2 separate regions of the Homo sapiens genome follow, and region 2 is linked to region 1. Evidence: chromatin loops called from intact Hi-C (ENCODE). Cell type or tissue: GM12878. All regions are shown on one strand. Each heading gives the region's core, and the rest is flanking DNA. Links, peaks and the distances in the headings are about the cores only.

The links. Hi-C counts contacts between places; a loop is a spot of excess contacts. Peaks named below come from ENCODE experiments on the same cell type or tissue, not always from the same donor. Only the 100,000 strongest peaks of a DNase experiment are listed, where the experiment ranks them.
Region 2: a loop joins it to region 1, with 4 times the contacts of the local background. A loop is called at or near these places in 3 of 110 quality-filtered maps.

Annotation. Positions count from the first base shown.
Region 1 is chr15:96,036,505-96,039,421 of GRCh38, forward strand. The region is part of intron 1 of LOC112268156 (a long non-coding RNA gene); the gene reads left to right. Among named protein-coding and RNA genes, the nearest start is that of NR2F2-AS1, 290 kb to the right of the region's middle. In GM12878, for the core only: no CTCF peak of the experiment used is centred there; DNase peaks (open chromatin) are centred at 1,217 and 2,327; H3K27ac peaks cover 631 bases.
Region 2 is chr15:95,972,544-95,975,460 of GRCh38, forward strand. No RefSeq gene overlaps it. Among named protein-coding and RNA genes, the nearest start is that of NR2F2-AS1, 350 kb to the right of the region's middle. In GM12878, for the core only: no CTCF peak of the experiment used is centred there; a DNase peak (open chromatin) is centred at 1,348; H3K27ac peaks cover 1,715 bases.

The sequences.
Region 1 (2,917 bases), core at 105-2,604:
CCTCCCTTCTTCTTTTAGATACGCCTAACTGAACCATAACTGTTTTTCTCCACTCAGCCAGACTCCAGCTTTGTGGCTTTTTTAATAACCTGGCTTTTCAAGGCCCTGCTCCGGAGAGCTTTTTCATTTCTGCCGCACTACCTACAAGCAAATTTCTTCCAGTTGCTCAACAGTCGAATGCCTCCCTTTCTTCGTTGCTGAAGCATTTCATTGCAGTTTCATTGACAGGGTGGTGTTCTGTTACAGTGGAATCAATAGCTCAGCGCTTCCCAGCACACCGATTAGCTTGTCAGTCAGGGCCTGGGGGAGGTAGTGTAAATCCCAGAATACCAGGGGCCAGGGGTTTGCAAACGGAGGAATGCACACAGGCCCCGTGGTTGTCTACCACCTGTTGCTGTGCAACATGTGCAGAGTGAATTAACTTTGTTGCTGCAACATGCCTTAAAGGTCAACTGCAATGGAAGCCTTAAGCTTTTGGAATATTTTAACTCATTACAAAAAATCCACCCCTCCTGATTTGTTACTGGTTCTGCGACAAAAAAGGGAATTTATTCTTTGAGAGGCTAAGTTTGACAAACAGGTTGTCGAATGTGGGGGCTTAGTCTAATCTGGAAGGGCATGGAGGGGAGGGCAACTGGTTTCTTATTTTATTTTTCAAAGTAAATGGCCTGCCTGCTTCTTGATTACACATTAATGGAAAACAGTTTCCACAGTTAATGTGAGCATGCTGTGGCTTTCCGTGTGGGGCGTGTGTGTGTGTGTGTGTGTGTGTGTGTGTGTGTGAGTGTTTCTTTCTCAAACTTCTAACAAGACTTTTTTTGATAACTGGGGAGTCATCGGTTTGTTTTGTTTTTGTTTTTTCTTCTCCAAATGTTGGACAAACACGATAATAAAAGAGTAAACAAAGAAATGCAAGATTCATGCAGAAGTTATTATGCATAACTTCTTGGACCACACAACAAAAAGAGGTGTGAGTATTCGAGTTAATAGGGGATTAAATGATTATTGTCTATTAGGAGATAATTACAAAGAGACGTGACTTCAATATACTAAAAAGAAAAGTTTTCCGGTTTCACCGTATAATGCTGTGAAAGCAACAACTTCAAGTGTCAATGATGCTTCCAGTCAACCTCAGGAAATCTTTTGACAGATATTTATTATCCAATGCCAGGTCACCCTAGACCACAAAAGGAAATTCTGTGCTTAGTACATCAAGACACTATGGGCTGAGAAAGGTTTGCTTTCAGCACTTGGAGTTTTCTCACGAAACCGCCTTTAAACTCACCACAAACCACAATGTAAACCAGTGCGCTTCAGATATGACTTGTTAACCTAATTCCACCAAATTAATTCACCCATTTTTAAAAGGATTTCTAATGATGCAAACAAAAGCTCCAAAGCCATGAGAACACCCATTTGAATTCAAAGGTTGGCAGAGAAAATATTAATGTTTTGAAAAAAAATACGCAGAAGGAAAGCATTGAATTCTACAGTGGCCAATGTAATTTTACCCCCAAAAAAGTTATTTACTGAGAAATAAATGTGTCCATTTCAGAACAGAGAAGGTATGTAGCACCCCCTGACTTCATTTCCCTGCGGGGGAAAACAAACGTGTATTCTAATTTAAAGTGGTTGCTTGTCTTTCTAATTCTAATGTGCAGTTGCTAGAAAAATATTATAGAGAAGTTTAATTCTTATACACTTTTAAAGATGTGAATATGTCTTTCTGTTCTTTCCATCCTTAGTTTTGTCAGTATGTTTAATGCCATGGGTATTTATTGCCCAGCAACAGCACACACGCCCCTGTAGCTAGCAATAGAGGGTGTAGTGATATAATGCAAAGAAAATCAAGTCCATGGTCCCTGGACTCCAGTCCTCTAATTCAGCAACACATCAAGTCATGTATAGCTTAGGAAGAGAAATTCATTCCCAGTAGTTAGTAAACATGACCACTCCAATACCATAACTTGGTACTGCATTGCCCAAAAATATACAAAAATATGCCTTCTTCTCTACAAGCTTACTTTCTAGCTTTGCACACACTTCCAGAAAAAGATTTGGTTATTTTAAATCAAACACAGCTCCACACTTTTGCAGAACCACAACCACTGGAGACCTGAGTGATGTTTCTCCTGGTAATGTCCAACTATTTTTAATAACTGCTTTTTCTGAAATCCCGCAGCTACCTTTAGCAAATGAATTCAGGACCTGATACCAGTAACCCCTTAAAACTCTGCCACGAGAAAAAGAAATTGAAGACAGATACACATAAAGAAAAATGAGTCATCATGCCATTGTGATTCCATCTCAGAATTTTCTCTAGCAGTTCTCAGATCCACCCACAATACCCTGTGGATTTCAAGGTGGACATGTGACAGGCATTATGTAGACAGATACAGGATAGGATAGATGTGAGAGCTGAAACCACGTTTACAAGAAATGGGGAAACTACATTTTCCATGTCTTTACCAACATTCTGTTAAAATTTGTGTTTTCAGTTAAAAGCGTCTAGCTGTGTACACTGCCTTTATAGTCACTACGGCTCTGTGTGAGTGTAACTTAGTTTTATTTCACAAGTATGTGTGAATAGCTGCTCCTGCCATCTCCTAACAGGGGACTAGAGTCAGCTCCCACAGAGTAAGAATCCTCTGCTGTCATGGCGTCTTATTAAGCCCATACATGATGATACCTCGCCGGAACATTCCAAGCGATGTTTTAACTCCTCCCTACTGCCCAGCACCTGCTTCACATGCACCCGAGCCAAAGGTTGCTGCAGTCCCCATGCTCGTGGTAGCCCACGCTGTACCAGCCCACACACAAAATTATGTTCATTTGCAGACAGGCAGACTTCTCTGGTGAATATCCAGATGGGCCCCTCAAGATCAAATAAACTCACACTAAGCTATGAAAGAAAGGT
Region 2 (2,917 bases), core at 220-2,719, 64 kb before region 1:
CCACAAAGAAACACATGCTCCTGAACATCTGGCAGTGGACAAATCAACCACGCAACAAATATGATCCTGGAGGTGCCTGGGCAAGGGGCTGGAGACAACTGGAAGAGAGACACAATGCCTGTCCTCAAGGAGATGACTTCTTCAAAGAAAGAGAGGGCAGACAAATTCATCTTTATAATGGTTAAAGAGAAGCACGCCTGGCTTGCCTTGTGTTTGGCAGGGTGGGGGGCACGCATGCCTGCCCATTTGCGTGTGTCTCTAGTCAGTGTGAGGTTATGGCAGGAAAGGCAGGGTTGTCTTAAACAGGCTTTAACTGTAAGGATATGGGCACTGTACGCAATGAGAGTATCTCATACAACTAGACCAGCAGCCTGGAGGTTGGGGACATTCACACCACTTGAGCCCCTAGCATATTCCAAAGGGAGTGGGGCTTGGAGATCAGACTGCAAGATAAAAGTGCGACGGAGAGGAGGCAGGCCTCAATGCTGCAGGACTGGGCCTGGACTTGCTCTCTGCAGGGTTTCTTAATTTTCTGTTTAGAGAGTGGTCTGGTTAGTTCTGCATCTTAGAAAGGTCCCTCTGGCCACCATAGAAAAGCGGGATCAAAGCCAGTGAGACCTAAGGCAGAGGAGTCAGTGAAAGAGTCCAAAACAATTGTTCCAAAAAGAGGCCACTGGGGCCTGAGTATCGGGAGCACTGAGGCCCAGCTTTGCCCTCGTCAGTCCTGCAAGACACACTGATCAGTTAGATGGGAGACTAGAGGGGAGAGATGAACTGAGGGTGACTCCTGGTTTCTGTCTTAAATGTCAGGGAATAATAGCAGATAAAGAATGTATATGTGTGTTGCGGGTGGAGTGGGGCAAAGAGGATGCTAACTCTTCATGAATAGCCAGAAGATGAATTTAGAAGTCCCTGGATATGCCCATCACGAGCTTAGGTGAGATGTTAGGGATTCTAGGTCCAGATTTGGGAGACAGAAGAACGGACAAGGTTGCCCAGGATTTTGCAAAGGATAGAAACTCCAGGGAGCATATCTTCTCAAGTAGCAGAAGGCTCAAAAAATTTCAGTTATCTCAAAGGGGCAAATGTGCTGCAAGATGTAGAAGGCAGCAGAAGGCTGAATTGGGGACCTTCTTGACAGCCCTCTCTGCCCAAGGTCCTGTCAGGTCAGCTGAGCCTGCTTGTATGGCCCTTGAAGCTCAGTGATCAAATGAGCACAAAGGAGATAATAACTAACAGCTAGTTTATAAGGATGAAGAGAAATTTGCATACAGTATATACAAAGTGCTTAGTACATAACTGGTGCTTGAAAACAGGCATTATATTTTCGTGTGTGTGTGCGTGGTGTGTATGTGTGTGTGTGTGTGGTGTGTATGGGTGAGAATGGATAAGCCCCCTTTTTCCCCTTCTTTCTGATCCATGGGAGACTCAGCGTTTTGTTCTGACTGGTGCAAAAGGCAATGAAGAGTGGAGAACAACAGGGCAAATTGTCCAAGCATAACTCTGCTGTGGTTCATAGAGGAAGTAATGAGTGGGCAGGAGCACAGCTAAAGACTGCGCTCCCCCGACCCCTGCCTGGTTCCAGAGCCTCAGGGCCCCGCAGCAGAGGGGCTGTGAGGGGAATTCAGCAGGGAGGTTCCTTTTCCCTTCCCAGTTTCAAAGATTAGAGCACATTGTGAGAGATCTACCAATAAAACTGAAAACAGCACGCTGATGATACTTCTGTCTTGCAAGGAGGAGGTAGGCAGAACCATCCTAGGTTTTTTTTTCTAGGAAAATCTATACCTAAGATTAAGAAAAAGCCAAACAATAAAGTGTGTTCATGAATTTATCAAGAAAACAGAGCCTGTCCCCCGCAAACACCAGGGCTGTTGATAGATTTAATAGATACAAAAGTGGGTTCTTAAGAGATTGAGCAGAGGGACATTAAGGTGCTCCACGAGGATCTTTAAAATTCATTTGTTCCAAAGAAGCAGACACTGTCTCTTACACCAGCATCACTACTGGGAGCATCCTTAGTTAGAACTGACAGCCATGGAATTAAGTAAGAAGCACAAAAGACCAACCCCTAAGAGGAAGTAGCTATACAAAAGAATTTTCACAAACACTTCCAAAAAAAAAAAAGTAACTTCTTTGCTTGATGAGGCTGATCAAGATAAAAGATTCACTAAATTAGTACAGTTTCTACAAAAGGCCATAAGAGAGACAATAGATGAGGGAAAAAAAAGAAATTTAAATCAGGCTTGGGTTATGCCAAATAGAGACTGTCTAATTAAACAAAGAAATAAGATGAAGTTAATGTACAGGAACTTTTCCTCATATAGGAGGAAAATAAAGCCTGACAGTTTAAGTAGGAAAGTTTATGATCATTTTTAAAGGAAGATAAGAAAGGCTAAAGACAGAAGATTATTTGATATCAGACAGTTTATTCATTTGCACGTAGACAGATATTCTTTCTTAACACGAAGCATGAAATCTTATGGCCATGAAGCTTCAGGGCCCAGGCATGGAGAGTCAGTTTACAGCTACAAAGACATTTAACAAATCAGTTGGATGAAGATTGCTAGTTGCCCACAAAAATCTATCCTTCCCTACTTCTGGGTCATATGGATAAACCACATTTCCTTGCCTCCCTTGCAGTTAGATGTGGTCATATGACTGACTTATGGCCAAAGAATATGAGAAGAAGTAATGTGTGCCATTTCCCAGCCTGGGCCTTGGGTCGTTGCCTCCTCCATGCCTCTATCTCCTTCCTGCTGGCTGGAACTCAGTAGGGGCTGTGACCTATCTTCAACTGGAAACTCCCCACAGAAGGAGCCTGAGTCCCTGAATGACTCTGTGGAACAGGGAACTTCCACCAACCTGGACTACTCATCTTCGAGTTGAATGTAAAAGAGAAACAAGCTTTTATGGTCTT